Linked DNA regions of Homo sapiens: region 1 is linked to region 2. A link is a loop called in an ENCODE intact Hi-C map of the cell type or tissue named here. Cell type or tissue: Calu3. All regions are shown on one strand. Each heading gives the region's core, and the rest is flanking DNA. Links, peaks and the distances in the headings are about the cores only.

Evidence for each region. A loop is a pair of places that touch in the nucleus more often than their neighbours do. Peaks named below come from ENCODE experiments on the same cell type or tissue, not always from the same donor. Only the 100,000 strongest peaks of a DNase experiment are listed, where the experiment ranks them.
Region 1: a loop joins it to region 2, with 2.1 times the contacts of the local background. A loop is called at or near these places in 13 of 110 quality-filtered maps.

Annotation. Positions count from the first base shown.
Region 1 is chr18:32,344,238-32,360,184 of GRCh38, forward strand. All of the region lies in intron 2 of GAREM1 (GRB2 associated regulator of MAPK1 subtype 1), which reads right to left. Among named protein-coding and RNA genes, the nearest start is that of GAREM1, 120 kb to the right of the region's middle. In Calu3, for the core only: no CTCF peak of the experiment used is centred there; a DNase peak (open chromatin) is centred at 5,724.
Region 2 is chr18:32,293,509-32,309,455 of GRCh38, forward strand. All of the region lies in intron 3 of GAREM1 (GRB2 associated regulator of MAPK1 subtype 1), which reads right to left. Among named protein-coding and RNA genes, the nearest start is that of MEP1B, 110 kb to the left of the region's middle. In Calu3, for the core only: no CTCF peak of the experiment used is centred there; a DNase peak (open chromatin) is centred at 8,693.

The DNA of each region.
Region 1 (15,947 bases), core at 2,619-10,618, 49 kb after region 2:
TAGACTTAGTGTAAATAGGCTGCATTCCTGTTGAAATCTGGTCCTGAACCACTGACCTCTTCCCCAAAACTCAGGAGCTTTCAAAGTTTCTCAAAATTGGGGCAATGCTGACCAGTAACTTTATCCTTCTTAGTACTGGCAATATACATCAACCTTCTGCTAAGAGCCAATGTGGACAACTGGGACATGTAAAGAAGCTCAACATGTTGCATTAATGTTTGGATTCATAAGGTACAAAACAGATTATCAACAGAAATTATCAGTAATTATGCCTAATCACGCTAAATGGGAAAAAAGTAACTGCTCACTATGCTGAGTATATAGCAGTTTACTCTATCTAGAAATGCCTAATTACCTGAATAATATTTTGGAAATTAAATTATATGGGTAAAAAAATTAACTAAAGATTTCTGGTACAAAAAACAATTTTCAAAATAAACACTGTCGAATGATAAAACATATGTATGTATTTATATAAAATTTGTAATAATGAAGTGTCAGGTCAGAAAGCTGATGAATAGTCTCCAATAAAACAGTCTGTAGGCCGGGCACGGTGGCTCACGCCTATAATCCCAGCACTTCAGGAGGCCAAGGCGGGCAGAACACAAGGTCAGGAGTTTGAGACCAGCCTGGCCAATATGGTGAAACCCTGTCTCTACTAAAAATACAAAAAAATTAGCCAGGCATGGTGGCGCATGCCTGTAATCCCAGCTACTCAGGAAGCTGAGGGAGGAGAATTGCTTGAACCAGGGAGGCGGAGGTTGCAGTAAGCCGAGATTGTGCCACGGCACTCCAGCCTGGGCGAAAGAGCAAGACTCAGTCTCGAAAAAAACAAAAACAAAAACCAAAAACCAAACAACAACAACAACAAAAAACAGTCTGCAGTCTATAAGTAAATCAGACAAGTAAAATGTATGAGCAAATCAAATACAGGCATAGTACAGTTAGCTCTCAATTCTCCAAAGGATAGACTAATCATAAAGATTTCATTCATGAAATGGTTAAAACAACTACAAACTAGTGACATATCTATGTACTAGAAAGACCACTGTTAGGAAACCAGTATTACCAATATAGCACAGGGAGTCTTCTCCAATCATATTTCATTTTTGAAATATAATTACATTTTTGAAATCTAAACCCAAACTAAAATTTGGCAAAAAATTTTAATTGACAGAAACATCATTCAATGATAAACTACGAGAACAAAACCTTATGATATAAATTAGATAAAGATCAAATTAATTCCATTTGAACCTGCACCAAGTTCTTCAAGTAGAGTAAAAAAATAGGAAAACTTTAAAGAAGTCCTCTCTCTACAACCTTGATAAGGCAATGATAATTTGGTTAAGTTGGCAATAAGCAAAGAAAATGCCAGTTTCTGGTCAAATCTGCCCAAACAAGCAAATGCTTATTTGACTCTTAGAATGAAAAGCAACTGATGAATTTCTGGCTGGGATTCACATCGCTAAGCTGATGAAAGCGACATTGGGGCAACTTGACCTGGATCTGAGAACTGGGTGATAATGGCACTGTTGAAATGGGTGGTCAGAAAAAGGGTCCAGCTGGTCAAAAGCAGATTACTGATGGTGCAGCAGTTAATCATCTTGACGGTCTAAACAGTAAATATGCTTTCTATTAAGGTGATATTAAGTTTATTTTATATCACACTTTGGGCTGGTTTTAACTTTTTATCATTAACTATCGTAAGGTGAATTTTAAGACAATTAAGAATAAAAAGACGAGCTAAGGTCTAGAATTTCTTTTTTTTTCAGTTTCAAGTTCTCCACTAAACTCAGTCTTAACTACTTGAATATATCACGTATAGTTACTTTACAACATGTGTCTGAAAACTTCATAATTTGGCTCCTTTGTGGTCTGTTTTTATTGCCTGTTGCTTTATTTTTTATAAAATAATCATTTTATCTTGTCTCTTCACATGTCTGGTTATTTAAGATAGAATACATTTCCCATGTAAATTGCCATGTTTATCAAAAGTTGACAAGATCAACATCAACATATTGCTTCATTATAAACATAACTGAAAAAGGCAAAAATCAAGCAAATTTATAATTTTAAATGTAATAAATACAAATATTTCAAGATACTCTCACATAAAATAAAATTATTGACCAATATAAACTACCATTACAATTGGACCATCATTTTATGGGAATTTCCTTAAGTGTTTAGCAAATGTTTCATCAATATAAAGTGAATCCTCTTATAAAGCAATAGATATTATTATAGGTAAACTGTTATTTTAAAAAGGTGACCAAGCATGGGTTCGATGATTGGTTTGTTTCACACCACATAGAAAATAAAATTCCAATACAACCAAAGGATTTGGGCTCTCCTTCAGGGTAGGAGAACAAATGGTTTACTGTTCTGCTTATGTTTTTATGCATTAATGTTATGGGAATCAGAAAAACAACTGAATTACTACTCCTAGTTGTGTCAGACATTGAAAGGGAAGCAGTGCAGAATCACTGGATTTTGGAGAACTTAAGAGAGAATCTGATTCAAAAACTTTTAATAAGGTTCCAAAACACAAACCTAACGTTGAAAGAATGTTTACAAAGTAGAGTTGAACTGCAGGGGAGAACAGGCCTTGCAGACAGCTACTGATCTGAAAAGAACTTCCTACAAAAGGGAAAGAGGCCGGTCACCAGGGCTGAAGAGGAGAGAGGAGACGCTGTGTCGGCACCAACTCAGTGCAATTCACTCTTCAGTCTCTGCTTTGTTCACACTACATTTCTGTTTGGAAACAGAATTTGGAGAAGTCTGAATATAAACTTTCCCCAAGACAGCCAGGTTTGGGGCCTTTAATTTATGGAAATATGCATACACTGTGTCCTCAAATGCTAGCTGTGTGCATACAACAAAAAAGGAAGTGACTTTTAAGATAGTTAAGGATAAAAAAGAAATACTTGAGAGAATAAAAGATTAAAGTCTTAGTAACAATACCATTATAAAAACAAGGCCTGGCATGGCGCTCATGTCTGTAATCCCATCACTCTGGAAGCCTGAAGTGAAAGGATCACTTGAGCCAGGAGTTCGAGACCAGCCTGGGCAACAAAGTGAGACCGTGTCTCAAAATAATAATAATAAAAATTATAAATAAAAACAAAAGAAAACTAAGTGCACCTCTAGTCTATGGAAAGCACTGCTCTGCAGCAAAGGAAATAAATCTCATGTCCTGGTTGAGGGAGGACCCTCTAATACTCTAGTTGGCTGCTTGGGAACAAAGGAAGAAACTGGAGTTCATATTGGAAAATAAGGAGAGAAAAGAAATCTTAAATAGCACTAAATTTAGAAAAACAGTCTTTTCAAAGGCGAACTGAGGGAACTTTCCTAAAGCAAACTGGGTCAATTAGGAAATATTTCTTGGAGAAATGCCTTAAGATGCACACAACAACTTAAACTCAAAACTACAGAAAGACTAAAGCAATGTCAATTAACAAAACATTTACTTATTTTATACAATGCATAAAAGTGGGACAAATAGTATATCAGAGTTTATAAGACAGTTCTTATCCATATAGAGACAATGGTAATATCAAAAACAGTACAACTGTGGCTTAGTAGACCATCTTGTATATCCTTTCATGCCAGGTAACCATTTCACTCGTGTGTCAGGTCCTTTTCTCGCTGGAAATTCACTCTTGAAATTCTAGAGAATGTGATGAAGAGTTCAAAAATGGGAATGAAACACTGGTTGAGGCCTCCTTGCTAATTTGAAAACTACTTTTGGAATCTGCAATTATTTCTTAAAATAGAGATTTAAAAATCTCTGTATTCAAACTAGATTTTAATTTGCCTAGTTTAAACTTGTTTTGAAACTTCTATAAAAAGCCGCAAGGGAATGCTCTAAAAATTATCAAAAGGATACATTTGCCATAGAGCAATGCTAGGAGGATTAAACATAAAATTCACAATGATTTGAGTTTATGAATTGGAATTCAGCAAGTCATTACGCCACTCAATGAGAACAAAGGACAGAGGACCAGGGTTTTGCCTATGATTAACAATACTTAGTGTTTTGGCTGGCACCCATCTCAAGTTCTATTATTTTGAGTGAATCAAAACTTGGTGATTAAAAGAAAACTGTAGCTCACATTATTATTATAAGAGAAATGAAAAGTAGGCAATATTCAACATCAGCCTAGAAAGTCAAACAAAGCCCACTTTAAAATTAAGTCAAGGCTGGGCGTGGTGGCTCACACCTGTAATCCCAGCACTTTGGGAGGCTGAAGTGGGCAGATCACTTGAGGCCAGGAGTTCGAGACCAGCCTGGCCAACATGGTGAAACGCCATCTCTACTAAAAATACGAAAATTAGCTGGGCGTGGTGGTGCGTGCTTGTAATTCCAGCTACTGAGGAGGCTGAGGCAGGAGAATCGTTTGAACCTGGGAGGCAGACGTTTCAGTGAGCAAGATCGTGCCACTGCACTCCAGCCTGAGTGACTGAGTGAATGAGACTCCATCTCTAAATAAATAAATAAATCAAGAAAATTCCCCCTTTCTTTCCTTGTAAAGATGTAATTTGCCAACTCAAGTTGAGAGGATATTAAAAAATCAAATATGTTTATAATATAAATAATTATGTACTGATATTTTGTTTCTTAGGTTAATTAGGTCATCAATGTGCAACTACTATAATAAATCCATATAAACACATCCATATTTGTTGGGCATTTACAAAGAATTCTGAGGACTAATATATTTCACAGAATTTATCTTATTTAGTCCAATTTTCTGAACATGTAGTTAAAACTATCCAGAATCATTCAGTTATCCAAGACTTACCTGTAAAATTATAGTCAGACTATATGATTTTCAAGGATCATTTCAGAAATAAAATTCTGCACAGTATTGAATTACATGGGATAACTAGATCAAATGCAGCAGATATAAAATAGAACAGGTTTTATTTTAAACCTTTGTTCTACAAAAATCCATAAAATTGGGCTTCAACACATTTTAAATGTTAGAAGGACTGAACTCTTCATGGCCCTCTGAACTTCTGTATAAATGAGATGTCCATTAAATTTACCAGGACAAGGTATACACAAAGTTCAACTACTCCCTTCAATCATAGCCATCTCTCTAAATAAGTTTCAAAAACCGTCTGGATTTTCTAATATTTATGGCTTACAGGCTCAAATCATTTATTAAATAATTAGATACAATGATGTATATCATAGTGGTTTCCAATCAGCTAGCCAAGAATCAAGAAATAATACAAGGTATCAGAATTCATCTGATAAGTTCCATCTCCTACACAGAGGTATTACTTCCCCCAAAATAGGTAGATGTCATTGTTATTTGTGAAAAGGAAATTTAAAAAATCAATGAAACATCATAAATTATAAATATAGATATAAAATAAATACTTGCTAAATGAGAGAATACTATTAATAAAATTCCAATTTGTTAAACTAGCAAATCTGACTGGTTTCACCAACTGATAAACTTTTGGTCATTCTGTATTTAATCGACAAATACAAAATGTATCGTGTGGGCTTGTAAACTGTCAAGCTGTTAAAAATGGATCCCTGATTCTGAAAAGGTAGCACATGAAGGGCAAGTACTGAAAACAAGGCATGCTTTTTAAATCCAATCCTGAAACTTCAGTGAGCTCTAAAAGGACATTTGCTCGAGTCCAGGGAATGTGGAACACAGCATGAGAAATGTGAACATTCTTGGTAAACTGACATCATCATGACAACTCTGGCAGGGCTCCAAGTGTCTGAAGCAGAACGAAGTCTTGTTTATGAAGTGGGAGAAAGAAACTTGGGCTTTCTGATTTACACCTTGGCAGGAAGCAGAAATGGTTAAAAGAAAAGGAACACTTTTTATATACAGTAACTGGCAATTTTCAGTGAAGAAATGGGAAGAAGAGAAAAGAAAGCTATTTGAAAAGTTGAAAACTGCCCCCCTTTTTTTCCAGAATGAGTCATTCAGAGGCTCTCTCCTCTCTAAATATATATACACATGGAGACATGTTTTTAAAAGTCTATTTATGAAAGTAATATAACCACTTTATAGTTTGGAAAATAAGAAATAAATCACCTCTAACAGTTCAACCTTAATACAACTACTATTACAATGCACTGATTAGATTTTTTGTTGGTTTCTTAAAATTATTTAATGTATCCAACTGAAGGATTTTTGGCTAATATTAGTATACTCTTGCCTCAATTTCTTTAAAAATAGAGTCAGGGTCTCTCAACACATTAAATAGAGATCCAAAGGCATTTAAGTTAGGTAGAAGGAAGGATAAACATTTCTACTCAAACTTATGATATTTCTGACTATATATGTGATCTGATATTGCTTCAGACTAAAAACAAGACCCCTTCTCTCTAGGATATTTGAAAACAGCATTTCAATGCAATTTTAAAAACAGCTGTACATGCCAAGTAAACTCTTGAAGGTTACGAATCACTTTAAAATTCTTAAAGTGTGTCCATTATTTAGCAAACAATAAATTGTTTTCATTTCTACTGTAGAAACAAACAACCAAGTGATGGCCTTCTGGTTTCAAAGTATACATGAAACCCAACTGGTCAAGCTTTTACATTTCTGGTCCACCATTAAGTTTTATGGCATATCAGGAATGTAAAGCATGATGTTTAAACAAAATTTCAATTTATTAGACAAATTCCTACTTTTGATAAATACAGTATGTTTTTAAATGGTATGCCCATTTTTAATTAGGAAGAGTACAAATACTGGCAAAATGTTATGTAGAAAAAGTTGACTTGAATTTTTCTAGGAACTTACTATTTCTTAGTCCTTTGGTTGAACTTCTGGTCCTTCTGATTCCTCAATTTCTAATTTTGTATGGTGTACTGGTGTATTTCCTAACATCAACTCTAAAAAGTCTAAAGTAGCCAATGATGCTATTTTGATGGAATTAGGAAGTAATTTTCATTCAATTGCGTTAAAACTAGAAATGAACACCCAGGCACCAGATGAAACACATCTGAGTGCCTTAGTCACATATCCTTTTAAATCATAATTATATGTTCACTTTCTTGGCTCTCCAATGGTTTTAAAAGGTTATCTTTAGATTTATTACTCATTAATCTGACTCAAATTTATCAGCAGAGAAGGCCTATGTAAAACTATTGATGCAAGCAGGAGAAAAATAATTACAGTTCTTGGCCCTAACTTAATTCAGATATAAACAATATATTAATAAAGGTTCAGACATTTTCCATGAAAAGCTTTAAAGTGCACATTCAAGGGCCTGTGTGAACTGAATGGGTTTCACACAGTTCAGCTAAGTTCCTGAGGACACACTTCATGTAGTTAAGTTTAACCAAGAGAAGTATGTGGATAATTACTTCTAGGATGATGCTACACACACAGTGTCCTGATAACCTGGTTAATAAATATTCTAAAAAATATACAGAAAAATGGAAAAGTAAATATCTCTCAAGCAATACCCTCTCTCTTTTTTTTTTTTTTACTTACACAGACAGAACACATCACTAAAACAATTATGTGAAAAGCCATCTTTTACACAGCATGACTTGATACCAAGGTTTAGGCCTGACCGGCTACCCTACTTTCAAATTCTCAGCATATTCTTTGAAAAGAATTATTAGTTTCCATGCCATAGAGAAATGCCTGTGTAAAGTAATTTTTTCTTCAGCATAGGTACACAACTGTTGATAGATATAAGGAATTACATGAATCTGAAAGACATTTTTGGTACAAATGTCCCAATTTAAATGAAAGAATAATAAAAATTAAAATGATTACAAAGTACTTTTAGAGCCAAAAATTCTCAGTGTTAAAACAAACCAAACATCCTTTCTTTCTCTTCACCTCCAAACCCAAACAAAGGCATTCTGAGCCACTACAGGATACACCATTATCAGAAAACAGGCAGCCACCCATTTACAAACATATGGTATTCCAAAAGTTCATTTATTAGTCAGTTCTGCAAAATTTTAATATTTTCCCAGGGAAACAAGAATAAAATTTGAGGTTAAGTTGTCAGATCAGCCCACAAAACTGGATTTAAAACACAGTACTAAGACAAGGCCAGGAGTAACTCAGAACACTGGGGAAAATGCATCCCGTGGCCAGCGACACCTGGGGCGGCAAGAGCATCCTGCCTCGCTGGCCTGAGCAGGGAATCCTGTTCCTTTCATTGTAAGCTCAGAATCTTTTCACAGTCACTCCTGGGGATTTGTGGGGTGTGGATGCCATGAGAGGGGATGGAGAGTAGCCTATAAGAGGGCCACAGTTTTGGGAGGTGAGGGACAGAGCCAAGGGCTTGGGGATGACAAATGAAACGGGAACTTGGGAGGAGGTGGATGAGGGTAATGAATTGAGATAAAGTGGAACAGAAAGAGGGGACAGGGGGTTTAGGGTAGGCCAGTGAGGACTTTTCCCTCATTTCTCTGATTTACCTTTTCTTTCCTCAGGACCAGATTAAGAAGATCACAGCTGGGAACACCTGTGATCACACCTGTGAAGACCACACCTGTGATTATGAGAGAAGGAAAGAATCTCCATGGAAGAAGGGTTTAAGGAGGATGGGGCTAGAGGGGAGAGAATTCTGGGCTGATTCAGAGTCTGTAGAAGAGGAAACTCCCCAGCTGTGGCCATGGGACAGAGGAGTTCTCAATGCCTCCCTTCTAGAACTAGTACTAATATGGAAGTGGCATAAACAGATAACACAACAGACATAAAATATAAACAACAAAGGAGTCAATTTTTTATTAATGAGAGGCCAACTCATACAATCTTTCAATTACAAATTTCCATACCCTGATTACATGGTTAGCAGACTGAATTTTTAGATAAGTCAGACGTTAACAGATAAGTAAGTTATGTGATTTTCTATTTAGAATGAGAACCTATATCTTTTATCACTGACCTTAGTCCATTTTTGTTACATTAATATTTTTAAATGTCCACACATAAAGAAATGTACAAAAGTTCTAATCAGACGATAACAAAGTCAGAAACATATTTTTCAACAAATATCTTTTGAGGGCATATTGTGGGCCATGTGTTTTCTGAGCATAGGGGACACAGTAGTATGGCCTCCAAGTTCTCGATCCTACTTTTATTTCTTAGCAACAATACTTCCATCTGAACAAGGCAGCTACTCAATGTCTAGCTGGCCTCTCAGACCACTGTTTACTTACCTAATAGCTATTTTGTTAATGTACAGCCAGCTTTTAACCTTAGCCCAACTATAAGGGTTAAAATAATTTGTCACACTTTTATAAGTCCTCAAGTAACTGGCCTAAAGTATTGAATTTCTTGCTTTAACTATAATAGGGCCTTCTTTACCTATGGGCTTTGACTTCTGAGTTACATTAGGTAAAAGTACATTAAAAATAACTTAAAGTTTACCAACAGATGAAGAATAAGGAGACAAAGATGAGTCATAAAAGGAGAAAATGGCTAATCATTTTGACTTCATTACAATCATACCACCACTGGCAGGTGAATTCTAAGGTGTTTCATGAAATAATTCTATGCTGTTCTACAAGTATATGGAAATACTAGAAAGTTGAACCTGGGCCTTTATGATTTAGAATTGATAGAAATCTGGGGAAGACTTAATAGGAAGAAGGAGAAGAGAAGGAAGGGAAAGGAAGAGAAGGGAGAACTAAAATGCTCAAAGTCAAGAAAACAAGGTTTTGTCCTTAGATTATAAAATCTCTGAACAAGTTGATTAATTAGAAATAGATGATTACAAATAAAAGATGCCCTATTGGTATATGTTAAGAAATGAATTGATGAGTATTAGTAAAACCAAAGGAACCACAGATAACATACATAAATAATTTTGAAAATCTAAACTGACAAATTCATGAGCATTACAAGGTAGCAGCAAATATAAAAGAATACTTTAGTACCAGAGGTTGTGGTTTATCTGTTCCTCATTTATATTTTATATCATACGCAAAACAAAATTAGGAAAGGATTATGTGAAAGAAGTTCATAGCTTTTGTGTACACTTCTAAACATTAATAATAACTTAGTTTGAAAGTATGAACGCATCATACTTTCAAGATAGAGTTGCCAACTTTAAGACAACTGTATTATATAATATATTGGATTTCAGTGCCAAAAAGAGTGTCTGGCACATAGGTCAATAAATCTTTGTTACTTGACTGAATACATGTTAAGAGAAAGGGGAGATAGGCTATGGTTAGAACTGGAGTTTTCATCAGAAGAGTCCAAAATTAACTCCAAATGCCACCAGCACTCCCAGATGAGTGTTTCTTTTTCATCTATGATACAAATTTAAAATTTGAACAACACATTGAAGCTAGGAGAGAAACAAGCTACAATCCCCCTCTCTAAAACTTCTCCGCAAAAGCAAAATTGAATATTCTGATCATCCAGAATGGGCTAGAAGAGACGGCAGAGACAGTGGGGTCAACTCCCTCCACTGGCTAAACATGGCCCGGGGAGGAAAAGCGGTGTGGCTGAGGTCATGAAGCAGAGCAGTCACTGGAATTCCAGTCCTCTGATCTCCAGTGTTTCTGTTCTTTATTGACTGTTTAAATGAATGTTTTGTAAGAAACCAGAAGACACAGGCAAATAAGTGAAGAGGGAGTGTCAGAAGCAGTGACGGTATTTGCCTGATGGTAAATTTACCATGGAGACCACTGTGTCAGTGAACTCTGTTCCAGAAAATTCCATATACAAAATTATCTCTACAGGTGATGAAAAGAATAAAAATTAGAAATGAGTGAGGAGGAGAGATTAACAGCTGTGTACCTATGCCGAAGAAAAAATTACTTTTCACAGGCATTTCTCTATAGCATGGAAACTAATATTTTAATCCATCTTTTCAAAGAATGTGCTGAGAATTTGAAAGTAGGGTAGCTGGTCAGGCCTAAACTATGGTATCAAGATGGAAGAAAAAAAATTTTTTTAAAGTCTTGTGATCATTATAGATATTGAAGAACTTGTGTCTAATTATGGTATTCTTTTTCCACATCTATCTAGGAGTTTCAAAATTTTACAAATCTACATCTAATTCCTATTTAAAAAACAACTCACAAAGCAAGAGGCCTATGGTGAATAATGAAGTAATGCTGCCTAGAACCCTATCTATGGATAAATAAAATTTTATTTTGTGAAAGGTTTTTTGCATATTTGGAGTCGATGCATTTTTACACATGACTATTTTATCTAGATTTCTATTTATGATATTCATAAATTTTACTTAAGGAATCAAGAGTAGAGAGAAAAGTGGTCAAAATACTAATTTTACACTCATGTTTCAGAGCTTTATGCTCAATGTTTCATCACTAAAAAGAGTGAAACAAAAATCAGACATACTAGAAGTTTATTTCATTTTTATCTTTTTAAGTAATGACAATTAAAAATTACCAATTTCAGTCTGCTGTTTATAAATACGGGGGAACTTGGACTTTTTTCTAGTACCTTGACACCATTACATTTTATATAAATTCACAGAAAGAACAAGAGTATGTTGACAGGTGAAAAACATTCTATAAAAGAAATGGAAGATTTTTAAGCAAATGGATGTAATCAAAAGGTTATAAGCCCACCAAACCGAACTATTTAGGTCAATACAATCATTGGACAAAAAAGAATGCACAGTACAGTTGAACAGGAAAATTCCATATACAGTTATTAGAGAAGGCTTATTTTAGAAAACTAATTTATCTACAAGTGTTCTTGGTTGCTATGAGCAACATTTTTCAACCACATTCTATTGCCTAAATCAGGTCACGATTACCTCCTAAATGGACTTTGCCATTCTAGAGAAGCAGTTTTTCTTTCATTCAGGATTTCTAAGGAAACAGCTTTCATCTTAGGCAACTAAACATCTGGCTTCTTGGTTTGTTTTAAGGAGCAAAATGAGAAAGGAATGAATCACCATGAAGCAGGTCAGGTTAGCATTTTTTTCCCATTTCTAAAAAAGTTAAAGTCTCCAAAAACTTTTCCTTGAGAAAATGAGTAATTCAAAATGCACTGATAATTATATACCAGGAATATTTGAATATGTCTAATGACCAGTCACTCCATGTTTGTTTTCTGAACTCTTACATACAACTCCACAAAGTAAAAACACCCAGGAGGAAAAGGAGTGAAATTATTCACATTTTACTGCTATGCTTTTTGACTTTCGCTATCACAAAGACAAACAAATATCATTTTTTAGCTCCTCTCTTTGATTCTTAGAACAAATTCTTTGATATATCCCTCTCCTATTTAATGACCCAATAGGTTAATTATTTATTATTCTGCTCCTCTGTCCATTAACACCTGTTTAATGTCCTAAATACATAATAATAACAAACTCAACAACTACTACTCCCATCACTATCATATATTGAAAACTTATTAGATGTCAGATACTGTACAAGTGTCTTATATATCATATATCCTTCAATCTCCCCTATGACATATGGTATTATCACACCAATTTTACAAGGTAGAAATCTGAGACTCAGTGGAATTAAGTCATTTGTCCCAGGCCACACAATGAACAAGAGAAATGGGATTCAAATCCACCTTAATCTGACAAATCCAAAAACCTTCAGTAAGTGTGAAAACTGTCTCCTAGGAGGACCATCATTATGATGATATTTGAAGATCCAGGACTTCAAGTTCTGCTGTTTAACCGCCACCCTCCACCCCCAACCATGGCAATCAATGGCTTTCCATTGTATGTATAATTTTAAAATGAAAATCCCTAATGGAGGTTTTGGTCCTAGCTTCTCTGGCCCCACAGCCTTCGTAGCACAATCCCGTGCTACTCTGCCCCTTCCTTTCTGAGAGTAGGGACACAGAGGCTCTCTGGATTCCTTTCGTACAAAGAACTTGTTCTTGTTTCATATCCTTCACACACTCCGTTCCCTGTACTTGCAATACTACCTCCTTACTTGTTACTCAGGTTTCGGCTTACAAGTCATTCCGCAAAAAGGTTTGCCTTGGCCAGGCACAGCGGTTCATGCCTGTAATCCCAACACTCTGGGAGGCCGAAGCAGGAGGATCACTTGAGCCCAGGAGTTCAAGACCAGCATGGGCAACACAGCGAGACCCTGTCTCAATTAAAAATAAATAAATTTTTTAAAAAAGGTTTGCCTGAACTCAACCTCAAGTAGCTTCTCCTTTTAAACTCTCAAGACACCTGGAACTTTTCACGTGCTACCTTTATCTCAATGTGCAAGTGCTTAGCCTCTCACTCTCTCTGGACCGTGAGCTCTCCAATGACAGAGACACTTGATTTGTGTTCAGCCCTCTATCTCTGCTGTCTAGCACAGTGATGGGCACAGGACCCGAAGGGATAGCAAAAGCCATTACAGACTGGGAAGAAGGAAGGCTCTGATTGTTGCATCAGCTCTTCCTAGCACTCCCAGGCATGCCTGAGTTAATGTTACTTGCATTGGAGCTTTCATCCTTTATAAAACTGTTTTATCCTTTATAAACTTTCATCCTTTATAAAACTGTTTTATCCAAAATGCAAAACAGGAAAAGAAAAAATTTTATCTAAGACAAATGCTTCCTTATACTAAACATAGCTATACAGCTATCTCTGGAACACTGCAATTATAAATAATTGTAATGAATAAATAAGTTATAACTATAAATAACTTAAGAAAAACAGCAGAACACACATACCCGAATTAGTGGTGCCTTGAATTCTATTACATCATGTGGGCAGGGGGCTGTGCAATGACTACTCATACACTATTGTTACTCTAGATATTTCTAAGGTTCCTCTTTGGTAACTGCCTTTAAAATTACTTTACTAACCAAACAAGAAAACCTGCCTCCTCACTTCAGGGTGACAAGCTATTACCCCTTAGTTAGCACCGTCTATCCCCTCCCTCTCTCTATGTGACTTACTCAGCTGAGCCCACCCCCCACCCCGAGTAAGCTTCAATGACATCCCACCCCACACGGAGGCTTTCACAGGGGACCCTTTCGGAGAGCACACCCGGCTTGTGTGCTTCCCATGACGCCTTCCCCATCTCACAGGTGGGACTCCCAGTCTGCCATGCAGTGACCAATGAGATATGCCCCCTGCAGGGGAAGGGAACTGCCTGCAGGGGACATAGCTCATTACAGGAGGTCAAGTGAGGGCTTCAGGTTGTCAAAAGGGGCCAGATTTTAGTTCTCTCTGTGTACTCATTCACCGGGGTCTCCTCACACCTCAGGGCCACCACAGACTTCCCAATCTGGACAACGATCTAAGCTTCTTCCTCTCCCCCAAAAGGGTGCTGCAAGCTTAGCTCTCCACTTCTCTGTTGTGAAGTATTGATATTCTTTCCTGTGAAAACCATTTCCCTCAGTACATAATTAATTAGAATTAAAAATAACCTTTTCCCACACCAAATGTCTTCCTTAAAAGGACACAGAATTAACCCATAGAAGCCACCGTAACAACTTTCTACGGTATCATGCAATACATGACTTCCAAATTCCCTCGTGAGGGAATGTCGGTTTACGTCAATCCTGGTGGCCTTATCAATATGTGAGTGGTGAAAACAGCAGGCCACTAGGAGGTCAGGGTCAAAGGAAGTAGTAGCAACCTCACTCAGGCTAGAATCCAAACAATGTATCTATTAGAAGCAGGCCTGGCTACATAATTTGCAGGGTTCTGTGCAAAACGAAAACGTGGGTTCTCTCTTGTGCCTAAATTATTAAGAATTTCAAAACGGCGACAGCAGAGTATTAAACCAAGTGCTGGGTCCTGTTCACTGCACGGGATGCTCACCTGTGAACCCACACCTCACTGGAAGAACCCGTCAGCCATCCTCAGCTGTGCAGTTTACAACTCTCATACTGTGATATTTGTGTGCCATTTCAAAACTGTATGTGGTAGGTTTTGAAAAAAGCAAAAAACTATGCTGCCTGCTTTAGTTTTAAGTCAAACTAAAATATGCCCATGGTTTTAATAATCAGATGGTATTAAAAGGCTTATAATTAATAAAAGAAAACCAGCAGCCCATGCCCCATACCTCCCACCTGATTCCTTCTCCCTAGAGGTGTGTATTTCTAACTCTTGGAGCAGTTTCTGTTGATACTTGTCTCCATGTTTCTAAATATGAATGACTTGTATATCTTATCTACTGATTTTCCATTATGTAGGAAGCTTATCACACCGCATATACTCACACTCCACATTCTCCCTCCCCGATCCTCCCAATTTGGCCTATCACAGTTTGGGGATTATAATAAAAATTCAGTTTATACTATACAGTTCACAGTGGAGCCAAATGGATTATATATCCTTTCCTGTGCAATGCCCCCACTCCCCAGCCTGGGGTGAGTAACTGCCTTACTTTTACAGTTGCTTTGTTTTTAACGTAACTATCACAAATTCTTGTTAATCCAAAGCATAAAACCTGTCTCAATATGGTTGAGGACATCATGTGATCTATCAGTTTTCTCTTTTATAAAAAAAAAGATCCTTGCTAGCACTTTGGGGGGCTGAGGCGAGAGGAACAACTGAGACCAGCCTGTGCAACTTAGCAAGAGTTTGTCTCTACAAAAAGTTTTTTTAAAAAATTAGCTGGATGTGGTGGTACATGCCTGTAGTCCCAGTTACATGGGAGGCTGAGGACAGAGGATGGCTGGAGCCCAGCAGTTTGAGGCTGCAGTGAGCTGTGATTGCACCACCACACTCCAGCCTGGGCAACCAAGTAAGAACCTGTCTCTTAAATATAAATAAATAAATAAATAAATAAAAAATTGAATAAATAAAAAGAATCACCTCTATCTATACAATGTACAAAATGATCGCCTCTATTCCTTTTCTGGGACATCTATTACTTAAATGTTGATCCTCATGGAGACATTCTCTAATTTGTTTTCTTCCTTTCCTATCTTACCTTTTCTCCTTTTGAAAATTTTGACTTTCTGGGAAAGTTCCTCCCCTTCAGCCATCCAATCATTCTGGATTTATTTCTGCAATTT
Region 2 (15,947 bases), core at 4,637-12,636:
AAGGAAGACTGGAAAATCATAATTTTGAAACTTATTATTTACTTCATTATTTATTACTATTATACTTTATACTATTATAACTTTAGTAAAGATCATTTTATATAAGAATCATCAATAGATCCAAATTTATAGGAGTTTGATTAAGGAGGTGATTAAGGAGGTTATATGCATGGTCTTAGTGTCTTTTTCCAGAATGCTTATTCACTGCAAGAGGAAAAAAGTAACTATGTAGTGGAGAATATACCTTGGACAGTACCTTGACCAGGTTATCAAATTTAGTATCACCAAAGAGGCATACTGACATCCTCTACCTCTGAATGTGACTTCCTGAGAAGTTCATGACCTCGCTTATGTACCATTCTAGCCAAAACTATTATGAAAATCCCATCATGAGGAAATATCAGACAAACCCAAACAGAAATATTCTATAAAATACCTGGTGTGTATTCTTAACAAAATTTCCATGCCAGAAATGACAAAGAAAGGCTGAATGATTGTTCCAGATTAAAATGAAATAAGTAATTGTTCCAGATTAACATGAAATAAAGAGAAGTGAAAAGTAAATGCAATAAAGTACACTTTTGGGACATCTGACCAAATTGGAATCAGGACTATAAATAAAAGTATCGTTATCACTGCTAATATTCCTGAATATACTGTGTTTACATAAGAGAAAACCCTTATTCTCAGGAAATATACACTGATGTATTAAGGGGTAAGGGACATAATGGATTCAATTCACCCTCACATGATTCAGAAAAAGATACGTTATATTACGCATACGTGTATCTGTATATGTGAGTGGAGTCCGGGGAAATGGGTAAAACAAATGTGCTAAAATGGCAAAAGTTGGTGAATCTGGCTAAAGTGATAGGGTGTCCTCATTATTATTCTTGGAACAATTCTTTAGAACTGAAATAATTTAAAAATGAAAGGTTGAAAAATTTGCCTTTTCCAGATAAACTTTAGAATCATTTTTTCTATGGTTTGTAATGATAACTTTATTGTAGTACATTAAATCTACATGGTGTTTTGGCAAGAAGTGACATCACTGTAACAGCATTTCCAAAGAGGCACATAATTCTCATCATTTATTCAGATCTTTTATTTCCCTTATTAGTATTTAATTCTGCCTTCATTATCAATCCCTGGACACTGCTGTTGAGTCATAGTTGTTGAATATGTTTTATTGCTATTTTGCATGTCCAGTGTCTTACTGTAAGGTTTTTTCTCCAGTTAATTCTCTTGGGATTAGGTGATTATAACTTACACAAATGATGAAAAATTTATCTTTATCCTTTCAATTTTCATCCCTTCTCTCATAACAGAGTGGTGGTGGTGACAGTGAGCATTTTAGTGTTTCAGATTTTAATGAGAATATTGTGTTTTAATATAAAAATACGATAAATTTGTTTGAGATATTCTTTATCATGTAAGTAATGTCTTTCCAATTCTAGTTTTCTAAAAGTTTCTACAAATAAAATTTTTAAAAATTTTAATAAAAATGTTGATTCTATATCCAATTAAGATGGTCATATGTTTATTTTTGTTGTTGTTGTTGTTGTTTTGTTTTTGAGATGGAGTCTTGCTCTGTCACCCAGGCTGGAGTGCAGTGGCATGATCTCGGCTCGCTGCAACCTCTGCCTCCCGGGTTCAAGTGATTCTACTGCCTCAGCCCCCTGAGTAGCTGTGATTACAGGAGTGAGCCACGTGCCTGGCCCATATGTTCATTTTTCACTTCTCTAATACACTCATTATATATTATAATAGATTCCTAAATATTAAAATAATTCTACATGCTTGAAATAATCTCCACATGATCATAGTACACTTAAGACAATACTGTGTAATTCTCTGATAGTACCTGACCTATGATGTCGGCATCTTTGTCACAGATGAGACTGGCCTACAGTTTTATTATCTATATTTTATCAGGTTTTGGTATCAGGCTTACATTAAACCTAAGCTTGAATTTTTTTCTCTCATGTTAATAAAAATGTCTGGGTAAAGTAACTGACTACGTTCATACCATATACTGAGTGGTGATCATCAATATGTGTTTAGAAAACTAGGAAGAGCAACCTTTGTAAATAATTTCTTACCTTCTATTCTAGGTGATCTCTGTATAATTTTAATCTTTGGAACAAGTAATTTGTCAATCAACAACAGTACTATAAAAAACAAACAGCTTTGTTGTTTCCAATAGTGAAGTGAATTTCTCCGTAGGAGACATTGTAAGTACAGAAATGACAGCACAATATTGTTTTAATGGGAATATATGCTGCCAAGGCTTAAAGTCCATTTTGGATGATTCAGGTAAGTATTGCTATTATTTTTTAACAAGATCTCAACCTAACTGTGTTTACTTTTAGTACTTCGGTATTCATCTGGTTCTAACATAGATGCTAGGCATCTAAATTCAAGCCTAGGAATTTAAATACATTTTAGCTTTTTCTTTTTTTTTTTTCTTTTGAGATGGAGTCTCACTCTGCCGCCCAGGCTGGAGTGCAATGGTGTGATCTTGGCTCACTGCAACCTCCGCCTCCTAGGTTCATGTGATTCTCCTGCCTCAGCCTCCCAAGCAGCTGGGACTACAGGCACGCGGCACCATGCTCAGCTAATTTTTGTATTTTTAGTAGAGAAGGGGTTTCACCATATTGGCCAGGGTGGTCTTGAACTCTGGACCTTGTGATCCGCCTGCCTCAGCCTCCCAAAGGGCTGGGATTACAGGCGTGAGCCACCACGCCCAGGTAGCTTTTTATTTGGAATAATCTCAGATTTGCAGAGAAGTTACAAAGGCAGTACAGAAAGTTCCTGTATACTCTTTACCTAGCTTCTGTTAACATGTTATGTGACCATGGCATGTTTATCAAAACTAAGAAATTCACATTAGTACAATACTATTACATAAAGTACAAGTTTTATTTGGATTTCACCAGTTTTTTTCCCATGAGTGTCATTTTGATATCCCAGGATCAAGCCAGGATACCACACTGCCTCTGGTCCTCCGATCTGTGAATTTCTTGGCCTTGTTTCTAAGGCTTTGACAGTTTTGAAGAATATAGCTCAAGGTTTTTGTTTGTTTAGAGCTAAACATCATTTATAAATGACAGTGCTTGACACATACAAGGGCTTTCTTTTTCCATAGGACTTGTAGTTTCAAGTTTTCAGTTATTATTATTATTTTTTTTCTTGGCAGTTTTTTTTTTTTTTTAAGAGACTGGGTCTTGCTATGCTGCTCAAGCTGTACTTGAACTCCTAGGCTCAAGTGATCCTCCTGTCTCAGCCTCCCAAGTGGCTGGGACTAGAGGAACAGGCTGCTCTGTCTGGGTCCTGGTTTCAGTTATTTTATTCTCTTGACTTAGGTCACCAAGAATCATCTGCTATCAATTTTAGCCTTTGGTTTATCCCTAAGGCTTTTACTTTCAACCAGCATCTAGTTAAACTTACAAAAATATAGATCAAAGGTCAGCAAACTAATACCCACAGTCCACACCTGGCCCACCACTTGGTTCTGTAAATAAAGTTTTATTGGGACACTGCCACACCCATTCATTTATAAATAGTCTATGGCTGTTTTCACGCTATGATGGCAGTGCTGAGTAGCTGCAACAGTGACTGTATGGCTTGCAAACTCTAAAATACGTGCTCTCTGTTTCTTACAGTAAAGGTTTACTGATACTGGGTATAGATGGATGAAAAGAACCATGGCCTTTGGAAACTGACAGATACAATACTATCAGCTAAACTACAAGCTGAGTTTCAATCTTGCCTTTACAGTGTAGTGACTTCAGACAAAATGCTTTTAGTTTTTTGAGCCTTAGGTTCCTCACCTATAAAATGGAACATCACCATCTATTTTGCAGGCTAAGTGAACGTATGTAAACAAATGCTCACAGTGCTTGGCACATGGTAGGCTCTCAATAAATGGAGGCCATCGTTACTATTACTTTTATTAACAAAACATTTTACTTTTTTTAAGTGTTTCACATTGCCTTTCACACCTCTGTATTTTCACATAGATTTCTAAGTTTTCATCTCCTACTGTGTTGAAGCCCAAACCACTACTTCTAAGTATTATCCTTCTCTGTACTGAATATCGTTCAAATTTTTATTGACTATGTTATCCCAGAATAAAACTTAATGCCAGAATAGAGCCTGAAATATCATTACAATTATATCCCAAAGGATGTGAACATATGGAAATAATTCAAAATATACAATTTTAGAATAGTCTAGTCTGCAAAACTCTCAGCTGCACTGCTATACTTCCTTTTTATTAGAACTTTGTGAAAAACTTGGCGAGTCACCCATTTGAATAAAGATGGAGACAGGGATAAGATGCAGACAGGGATCCGGAAACAAAAAATGTGTTTCTATCCCTTTAAATCAATATTTACTATATTTTTCCTAATTTATCTTTATAAACATACACCTTCCAGAATTAAGAAATGATAAGTCTAGTGAAGTACTGCACAGGAAATGAACTGAAAGATAATGTCCACCAGTTTTTGAGACTCATATCAAACAGTACACGTACAGATTAAACAGATCAAAGTTCTCCTTACTAAATGTCACTATCTGGGCACATTCAACAGTTTTGTCTACATTTTCGTGTATGTGTGTACTTCTTAAATAACTTACTCCTACTCTCATACATAAAAATGTGTAACATATGTGAGCACAATCTGTATCCCATGCTTCCAACTCTGAAGTCATTATTAATGCTAGCAATTAGCCCTGAATAAATTATACAACTAACGTACTGACCAATTTTGTGGTCACTGCCAGTGACAGATGAAAAATCTCATAAATAAATGCTCTTTCTTTAGCAGTAGAGCCAAATAGTCTCCTCAGGTTTCTACAGATGTAATTTATTTGCATAATTTTTTTCCTTTTTTTTTTAATAGCAAAAGAAACAATGCATTCTAAGTGCTTCCGTATGTGTGTCTGGTTAACATTTCCAGTTTCAATGTTTCCTGAGAGGAAGTAATTCAAAGTGTGTTATCTAAACAACTCTAATAGGTCTGATCCAGGAAACTATCAGGGTTTTACTTTTTACCGCTCATAATACCACTCAGAATTAATACCCCATGGTCAAGAAACATTTTGAAACACTGACGTAAAATTTTAAGCTTGTGGACGCGCACACATTCTCTCTGTCTGAAGGTTCTGGCAATAGGAAATCTGTTCTCTAGCAACAATTGTTCTAATAACAATTGTTCAAACATGTAAGAGGTTAAAATTCCAACTCATAAGATAAAATCAGGAATGATCTGATTGATATATAGGTTATATAGACAATATTTGATTAGTATTATGTTATGTCTTCCCAAATTAAATTTTCATTACTCTTTCTTTTGGGAAAATGACAGCAAATGGATGAAAATTGCATCAAGAGTTAAGATAAATGTTAATCCTAAATGGTGTTTATATATATATATTTTTTTTAACACAAAATAGGGCAAGAATGACAAGTACAATGGCAATGGTTGCATTTGTGATGCTATAGCAGAGGGCTTGCCAACTGGTAGTTTTTCAGAGGGCCCAAAACCTCAGATGACAAAAAAAGGACTGAGCTATCTTCAAAACATTGAAATAATTAACCTCACAATTGTATCCAATTTATCATTCTGAATGGATCTCGAAAATAAATGACATCTGACTCACCCTAAGGGAAACATATAATTAAAAAAAACTGGAAAATAAAAAGTGATTATATCTAGCCAGGAGCGGTGGCTCATGCCTGTAATCCCAGCACTTTGGGAGGCGGAGGCGGGCGGATCACGAGGTCAGGAGATCGAGACCATCCTGGCTAACATGGTGAAACCCTGTCTCTACTAAAAATACAAAAAATTAGCCGGGTGTGGCGGTGTGCGCCTGTTGTCCCAGCTGCTGGGGAGGCTGAGGCAGGAGAATGGCATGAACCCAGGAGGCGGAGCTTGCAGTGAGCCGAGATCGCGCCACTGTACTCCAGCCTGGGTGACAGAGCAAGACCCCATCTCAAAAAAAAAAAAAAAAAAAAAAAGTGGCTATATCTAAATACATTCAATTTTCATTTTAAATATTCCTTTTTACATCTGACAAAATTCAGGTTGCATAGGAATCAATAATTTCTGACCTCTCTGGAATATAGCCAAGAACAAGGCAGTGAGCTAACCAAAATGATGGGATGTTGTTGATGTTGGAGCTTATGTTGAAAGCCTGTGAGGTCCTTAACTTAGTGTACTGATTCCTAAGACTCCATTAAACGTGATTGCCAATTTACAGCCTTAGCAAAACAGAAGTGAAAAATTAAACTAAAAATAGGGACTGTTAAGAAAGGTATTCTGAAAAAGACACAAGAAGCAAATAAGACAGCAAACCTTTAAAGGTTTTAAACAAAAAAAGTTTTAAAAAATTTATATTATGAGACTGTAAAAATATAAACTTCTCAGGGCTTATGGTCTCTCTATATAAAGGCAAAAGTCATACTCATCTCAAGTGGGGCTGAGTGCTTTAATCAATTATAAAACAGGAGACAGTGATAAGTTTAAATTTTGTTCAAGTACTTTCTTTAAGATAGTAGAAAAGTGTATTATAAAATACTGAAAGGAAATTATAGTCATTTTGGACAGAATTTGGTTAACATTCACAGCTACTCCAGAAACTGGCTAGCTAGAACTACTCATGCCCTAAAGACTCCAGAGAGTAGGTAGAAAATGCTGGAGCAAATAATTCCTACCCATTTTGAAAAATCACAGGAAAAGATGGTCTCTCTGTCATTATTATAAACTTAAAACGCAAGATTCCTTTTCTGAATTCTTGAGATGGAAACTAAGAATTGTATTTTAAACGAGGAATGGTGGGTTACAACTGAACTACACTCGGAAAACAAAATAAAAAACCCTGAAGAATACTAAATGTTTCAGTACTACTAGCTTGTATTATTTTACAGGACAACCACAGGATGGCCCATGTATGCAGAGCAAAGTCTACTAATAAACTGTTTTTGTGTTTTCGAAGACAAAACATGACCAGGAGGATGGCAGAGCATAAATAATTATGACAAGAGTAGAATCACAAGCGGCTCTGTCTGTAGTTTGTTCTGCTAAAATGAATAAAGAAAGTAACATAGGCGGGGCGCAGTGGCTCACACCTGTAATCCCAGCACTTCGGGAGGCCGAGGCGGGCAAATCGCTTGAGATCGGGAGTTCGAGACCAGCCTGACCAACATGGAGAAACCCTGTGTCTACTAAAAATACAAAATTAGCCAGGCATGGTGGTGCATGCCTGTAATCCCAGCTACTTGGGAGGCTGAGGCAGGAGAATCGCTTGAACCCGAGAGGCAGAGGTTGCGGTGAGCTGAGATTGATCCATTGCACTCCAGCCCGGGCAACAAGAGTGAAACTCCGTCTCAAAAAAAAAAAAAAAAAAAAGAAGAAGGCACAGTCTAACTGGTCGGCAGAAGTAAAAGGTCTTCATTTTTTCAGCACTTTTTCAGACGGCAACTTTTAAAACGGCAACAAATATGTTAAAATAAAAGGCACATGGATTGCATCAAATCTATGACTTGGGAAAATATATTGGCTGCTTTTCAGTAACTTGGAAGCCTTAGGAGACATTCAGAGTTTGGCATCAAGTTGCATTAATCATATTAAACTTTAAAATCCGTGCTTGTTTACTCAGCAATGCATTTTAGTCATGTCGGTGTATCTTTAACACTGCTTCAAGCAACAATACAAGAACCCAACCTCTGGTCTTGCTGCTTTATTAATACTGGTTAGCACTCTAAAAATTCTGGGTTAAGACCTTATGGAGTTTGAAGGAGTTCATTCTGACATGTGATATTTAAATAATCAGAAACTACATTAATACTGATAGACTGAAAATTTCAAAATAAGTGTGAACAAATGTGAACATGAAAGAGCCAATCCTCTAAGATGGATCCTGAGTGGCTAACCGGGTCTAAATTTAAAATACAGCCAACCAACCATTTGCTGATTGGAGGTCACACATGTGCTCTGAGTTCCTGGAAAACCCATGCCTCCATTCAACTTTTGGACTTTCAGAGCTAATGCGAACCAACCAATTAGAACTCACCAGCCTCAGCCAATCAGGGCTCAGCAGCACCAACTAGTCAGAACTAATCGTGTTTCAATCCTTCATTTGCTATATGGACCTGATTGAGAACCTGAGTGGGCACTTTTGCTATAAAACCCGGGACCTTCCCTTTGTTCTCAGGAATTGCATCTTCATTTTACACTGAAGGCTATCTCTCCACAGTCTGCAAATTGTTCACTGGAAGAGTCTTTCCTTCAAATTCCTATTTCAGAGAACTTTTGTTCATATAAGTTGCAAGATTTTATTTTTTAAATACTGGCACCATACTTTACTATTAATAAGATATAAAAAGGTACATGTATAACATTCATAAAAGCTGCCAAATCCTGTGTGTCAGACCATAAATGTTTCAGAAATACAAATGACAGAAGGATTTTGGCTATATTGTACCATATGCCATAATGATTGAACATGTTTGTATTTTTTAAAAAGGAAAATGAATTAAACTATACAAGCTATTGTGTCAAAGTGAAAGTACATTCTGATCACAATCTTGGGCCTTATCTCAAATCCATAAATAGAGTGTGATGGAGCAGAGAGGTGACTGGATTGTATTAGGAGACCTGGTTTCTATGCTGGGCTTTGCTGCTGAGTCATTTTGTGGCTTCATATGAACCAATGAAGTCAGCTAACATAGCTGTTTCTCAGTTTTCATATTTGCTAAAAGAAGCAGGATTAGGCAACGTCTAAGGGCCTTTCCAGATCTAAAATGTAATGATTATAACAACTCAAAGTCTATAAACTTCCTAGTCCTGTTGGATAATTTATAGCATTTTATCATTTTACTCTTGGTCATGTTTCTTAGTATTGCAAGGCTCTAGTTTTTTCACTTAATTTCTCTGAAACTTATATGATGTTTTCTCCAATTAAAAAGAGGCACTTCTGGGTATATATACACAATGGAATACTATTCAGCTTTAAAAAGGAGGAAAATCGTGTTATCTGTGGCAACATGAATGAACCTGGAGGGTATTATGCTAAGCAAAATAAGCCAGGCATAGAAAGACAAATACCACATGGTCTCATTTATATATGGAAACTAAAAACATCAAACTCATGGATACAGAGAGAATGGTGGCTGTCAGAGGCTGGAGAGTGGGGAGAATGGGAAGATGCTGGTCAAAGGGTACACGTTCCAGGTAGAATGGGGGGAAACTGAGAGGTGATGGAAATGTTAATTAGCTTGATTCAATCATTCCACATTGTATACCTGTACTACAGCATCACTTTATCAATATCCAAAGAAAAGGTACCGCTGAAATCCTTCTCCCCACATTACAGTGGCTCTGCTGCTAGGCACTGACACCCCAGCCCACAGCAGGTGCCAAAGCAGTAATCAGAAGCTGATAGGCTGATGACAAGGCTGTCACCTCAGCTCCTGGGCAGACCACGCACGCAGTAGGGAAGTGGTTCTGAAGAGGTCTAGGCAGGCAGAGGCAGCGACTGTATGCCACATCTGAATGAAACTTCACATTCCCGAGTGGGTAACTTTCTCTAATGAAGCCAATGTAAACTTGTTACTTTGCCTCTGAGGAAATCTATGCTGGAACAGCTGAAAGTATGGATCTCACTAACTAGTTGGAGCTAAAATAGTAACATTATAGCATCCAGATTAGGGTATTTGGGCTCTGAGACTTGAGAGTAGTAATTTTAATGTAGAAAGCTTCTGGATTACATCAGTGAAGATAGGATGCCTCAGACCCAATGCCAAATCGAAGGCCACCTTTTTCCCCTCTCTCTCCACAACTGTCATAGTAAAGATAGAGCTTAAATTAAAACTTAATTTGTTAGTCATTATTTTGATGGCAGGAAATGCAGACGGGGAAAATTTTCTCATCTTTATTGGGCTGAGTTTGAAAGGCTGGAAGACATTTAAAATAATTCGTAGTTATTAGTGTAGTAAGGTCTCCAAAAAAGTATTTGAAGTGAAGGGGTATTTCGAAACCACAACAAAGAACAGCTACTATGTACTGAGTTCTTAATAGTAAGTCACTGGGTAGGAAGTATTACATAAAGAGTAAGCAGGCCAGGCATGGTGGCTCATGCCTGTAATCTTGGTATTTTGGGAGGCTGAGGCGGGAAGACTGTTTGAGGCCAGGAATTCAAGACCAGCCTGGGCAACACTGTGAGATGCTCATCTCTACAGAAAAAATTTAAAAATCAGCCAAGAGTGGTGGTGCATGCCTGTAGTCCTAGCTATTCAGGAGGCTGAAGCAGGAGGATCACTTGCGCCCAGGAGTTCAAGGCTGCAATGAGCTATGATAGTGCCACTGCACTCCAGCCTGGGTGACAAAGCATGTTTCTTAAAAAAAAAGAAAGAGGGAGAGAGAGAGAAATAAGAGAGAGGTGAGAAAAAGAAACAGAGAAAGAGGGAGGGAGGGGAGGGGAGGGAGAGGAGGGATAAGAGAAAAGAGGCCAGGCTCAGTGGCTCACCCCTGTAATCCCAGCACTTTGGGAGGCCGAGGAGGGTGGATCACTTGAGGTCAGGAGTTCGAGACCAGCCTGGCCAACATGGCGAAACCCCATCTCTACTAAAAATACAAAAATTAGCCAGGCATGGTGGTGCGTGCCTATAGTCCAAGCTACTTGGGAGGCTGAGGCAGGAGAATCGCTTGGACCTGGGAGATGGGGGTTGCAGTGAGCTGAGATCACACCATTGCACTCCAGCCTGGGTGACAGAGCGAGACTCTGTCTCAAAAAAAAATAAAATAACATAAAATAAAAAATAAAAGAAAAAGAAAGAGTAAGTGAAATAATCTTAATCTGTGGTGGGAATTTTTTTAAATGTGAAACTTAATTTTTTATGATTCTATGTTCTGAACCAAGGATTTGCAAACCTTATCTTACAGGTCAAGATGGTAATAATTTTAGGCTCTATGGGCTATATAGTTTCTGCTACAACTACTTAATTGTGCTGTTGGCATGAAAGCAGCCATAGATAATACATAAACACATAGACATGGCTTTGTTCCAATAAAACTTTATTTACAAAAACAGGCAGCTTGCCCGCCTCCTTACTAGACACTTGCAAAGTACTTGAGTGTATTACTTTACTTAATTCTGATGACAAATCTATGAGGTGGGTAGTATCACCTCCATTTTGTAGGTAAAGACACTGTGGGCTCAGGTCTTGTGACCCGCCCATGGTCAGAGTCAATGCCTGGGGCAGGGTTCTGAACTCACCCCTGAGTTCAGAGCCTGAGCCACTCTACAGTCCAACTCACTCTGTAGATCGTGGTGGCCTGCTTGAAGAAAAATATATGGCTTGAAAATTGTTAGTGCAGCTGTTTTTATTTTTAAAAGGAGGGGTATGGGCCTTCAGTTGGAATGGCCAACTCAGAAAGAGGACATCTTCTGACTTTGGAAGCAAACATGAGAAGAAACATGGTTGATGAAAAAACTAAGAGAGATAATTAAGAGAGAAAAAGCCTATTACAGTTAAAAAAAAACCCCACAAATATGCAGGAAAACAAGTAAACGAAAACAACATTCTTACCCTGAAAACTAAAAACCAGATGGATAAAGAAAAAAAAAGTGAAAGAGACAGGTGACTGCTATTCCCAAAACATGGAATTCCTTTAGCTTTGCAGGGATTAGAAGAGATATATGCAAATCATCAGTGAGAGGTAACCTGCCCACATATCCTTTTATTTTCTGTACTCTCTCATCTCCCACTTTCTGTTTCTACCACCCCAGCTGCTCACTCAAATGGACATACTTAGATCAGAAAATAAAGCTACTCCTGTCATTACCGATCTTACTGCCTAAAGTTAAATTTCAAGAGTTTTACACTCTACCACCACCTCCTATTTTGCATCTCATTTTCTCAAACATATCTATCTCATAAGTCCAGTTCTCATTGGGGCTACACTTCTATTCACGCTTGGTTAGCCAGTAGGGATTCTTCTTTTTTGTTGTTGTTTTTTGAGATGGAGTCTCATTCTGTCACCCAGGCTGGAGTACAGTGGCGCGATCTTGGCTCACTGGAACCTCTGCCTCCCAAGTTCAAGTAATTCTCCTGCCTCAGCCTCCCAAGTAGCTGGGATTACAGGCATGCACCCCCATGCCCAACTAATTTTTATATTTTTAGTACAGACGGGGTTTCGCCACATTGGCCAGGCAGGTCTCGAACTCCTGACCTCAAGTGATCCACCCGCTTTGGCCTCCCAAAGTGCTGGGATTACATGCATGAGCCACTGCACCCAGCCCCCAGTGAGGATTCCATGGCTCAGTGTGACCTGTCACTCACTCTAGGGCACATTCCATCAACACCTTTGCTGATCTCTGCTATACTCACTGGGAGAACCTCAACTCTCATTAAACTCAGCTCTCTTGGTCTACTCTATACCTGCATCGAGGGAGCCGAAAATGGCTGGAAGAAAGGGTAGTGCTGAGTAATCTCACTTGAAACTTACCTTGACTAAACTCTAGGACCACCCTACTGTACTGTCCTGGTTAACTCACTTTCCAGTCTCAGAGCTGATTATTATTTGCTTCCTATCAAGGCCACTCATGACCTTCACATTTTGCTAAATTTCATGGTTAGTTCTCAGTCCTCATCTAATTCAATTACTAAGTAGCATTTGACACAGTTGCTCATTCCTTCTTGAATCTTGGCTTCTGGGACACCATATGCTCCTGGCTGTCCTTCTACCTCACTGCTATCCTATCCAGTCTTCTCTTCTAGACCCCTAAATGCTGGGGTACTCCAGGGCTCAGTCCTCAGAGCTCTTCTCCTTTTAATCTTGTCTCTAGGTTAATGCCTCTCAACCTTGGCACTACTGACATTTTGGGTTGGACAATCCTTTGTTATGGGAGCCTGTCCTGTGCATCACAGAATGTTTAGCAGCAACCCCCCCCACCCACTAAATGACAGTAACATCCTCCACCCCACAGTCATGACAATCAAAACTGTGTACAGACACTGCCAGTGTCCCCTGAGGGACAAAGTCACTCCTGGTTGAGAATCACTGGTACAGGTAAACTCAACTAGACCCATGGCTTCAAACGTCTTCCAGAAGATGATGAGCCCCAACTAGATACTCTGAGCCTAGACTATTCTCTAAGCTCCCAACCTGTAGATCCAACTGATTCTTGATATCTCTACTTGGAGGTAGTACTGATACTTGTTTATGTATTTCTTGTCTACCTCCCCTACTATACTGTAATCTCCATGCAGTGAGGGACTTGCATATTTACTATTTACCCCCAGTGCCTGCAGTAGTGCTGGGCATATAGTAAGTGCTCAAAATATATTTGCTGGTTAAAGAATTAAACACTTAATGCATATGAATTCATTTCACGCAGTTAATCGATGGGGCCAATCAGGCAGATAGTTTTAAACACATCAAGGTATCTTTTAAAGACAAATTTTAGTTCCAAATTAAAAAGAATGTTTCATTTTTCAACAAATGTATAAATAGTACTAGTACTAGCCATTAAATTTAAAATTTGAAGTTAAAATTTTGCTACAGTTTGTGAAGAAACCCAGAACTAGAGTTCCCCTTTTTCTAATACTTTTGCTTTATTTTACATTCTTATTAAGATTAATTTCAGTTTGGACTTGTAAATAAATATATCAGGATACATATGTATATTTATTTCTAATAATAATGTCTTGATTATCATGATGCCAGGTAACTATCAATTTTTAACTGCAAGTGCTTTTCTCAGTGGTTTATCCTTTTGGTTTAATTTACGCTGTATCTGAAGTAGAAGAGAGAGGGTGAAATCTTCTAAGAAGGTTTGAAATCTTTCTTTTAAAAACTGCTTCTTGGATAATAGCTACATTTATGAGTAAAGAGTATTGTTTTTAATTTTTTCCCACCTTCTCCATGAGAATAACCAAAATCCCATTTCTTTAACTCCTCCCCTGCTAGTTCTTAGTTCTCACACAGACACAATAATCCAGACTTTTTGTTTTCTTTTTAAGATGAAGTCTCACTCTGTCGCTAAGGCTGGAGTGCAATGGCGTGATCTCGGCTCACCGCAACCTCTGCCTCCTGGGTTCAAGCAATTCTCCTGTCTCAGCCCCACCGAGTAGCTGGGATTAGAGGTGTGTGCCACCAGCCCAACTAATTTTTGTATTTTTAGTAGAGATGGGGTTTCACCAAGTTGGTCAGGCTGGTCTTGAACTCCTGACCTCAGGTGATCCACCTGCCTCAGCCTCCCAAAGTGCTGGGATTACAGGTGTGAGCCACTGTGCCCTGGCTTAATCCAGTCTATTTTTAATTGAAGAAGACCATGACTTCCAGCCTTTATTACTGGTCCAGGTGGTATCCAGACAAACTTTTCTATGACTATCCTTAGTTTATTTATTTACTTGTGTGTTTATCACTAAGCACAAAACCTTTTGTGTATTTCTTTATGTAAATTTCCTGAGGTTCCTATAACAATCCTTCTTTGAACAGAATTGAATAATGTTTTAATGATTCATGCAAGCTAGAGGTGATGGCACCTTAAAACTCCATAAGTAACAGACTAGAAATATTAAATATTTATGTTTGCACAGCACAGAACTCAACCCAAATCCAATTAGTTTTATGGATGCTATAAGCTCATACTTCACACACTTAACTGAGCCTTTGAACTCTTAAATGATATTCTCTATTAAACACATTTTAATGAATACATTCAGTCATGGTATTCTATATTAAAAAAAGAACTCTAAAATGTATAAATTTAAGTGTTATCCTCTCAGTCATTCTGACTTACTACAAATTCACCAAGAAAAGCTGCTAGAGGCATTTAAAAAAATAGTATACATGAGCAATATGTGGCAAAAGATGGAATGTTACATTTTAATACTAGAGAAAATCTTTAAAAATCACTTAAAAATTTACATTTGATTTCTTTATTAGCAAATGAAATATTTTTCTAGAAAGGAGTTTAAAACTACTAACTTTCTAAAAAAAACTTATTTTTTTTTCATTTAGAGAATTCTAAATATAAGTTTTAGGGAGAGATTTAAGTCATATCAAAACACTAATGGAATAGGATTTAACTTCTGACCAATGAGTCTAGGTATGTTTAAAAATGAACATGTTTGCACAAGTTTTCACTGTAAACAAATGCAAGCTGTCTTGACTGCTCATGTATTAGGGCCACTGAAAAAGTTAAAAACGATAAATATTTTTGTATGTAAGCATAATTTACTTAGTAAAGATTTTACAAAATATAAAATATCACTCATCTTAATAATAAAACTAAAGAGCGTAGACCAAAGCAGCTGTATTTTGGAACTGGAAGAAGAAATGACTTAGCTTAGACAATGAAATGGGCAGAACCGTTTCTCCAATAAGGGGCTGTCCTAGGCATCTCCTCCCTTTCCTGAAGAGTGTGGGTGGAATGACTCATCCACAAAGACACTGCTGCATTCTTGGGCCAAGACACCATGTAGTCTGTTTTTCACATAGAGTGGATTTCTAAGAAACAGGAATCTTGACCCCCTAAATCTTGAAATGTTTGGAAAATGTGATTTAGGTGGACTTTGGGCTGAAATGACATTAAAGAGAAAACCCCTTCAATGTGAACACTTTCTAAAGTGTTTTAGTGTAATTATGAGTATTGCTGGAGAAAATGTGGAAGATTTGCAGGCAATACGATGGGCCTGGTTGGTGGCTTGCTTCTCTGGTCAGTCCCTCTTCAACAGCAAGTCTAGTCAAAGGACCTCGGTCAACATCTGGACAAGGACTGCACTGTCCCTTTAAGAATGCAGAACAAGGCCAGACACGGTGGCTCACACCTGTAATCCCAGCACTTTGGGAGGCCAAGGTGGGCAGATCACGAGGTCAGGAGCTTGAGACCATCCTGGCTAACACGGTGAAACCCCATCTCTACTAAAA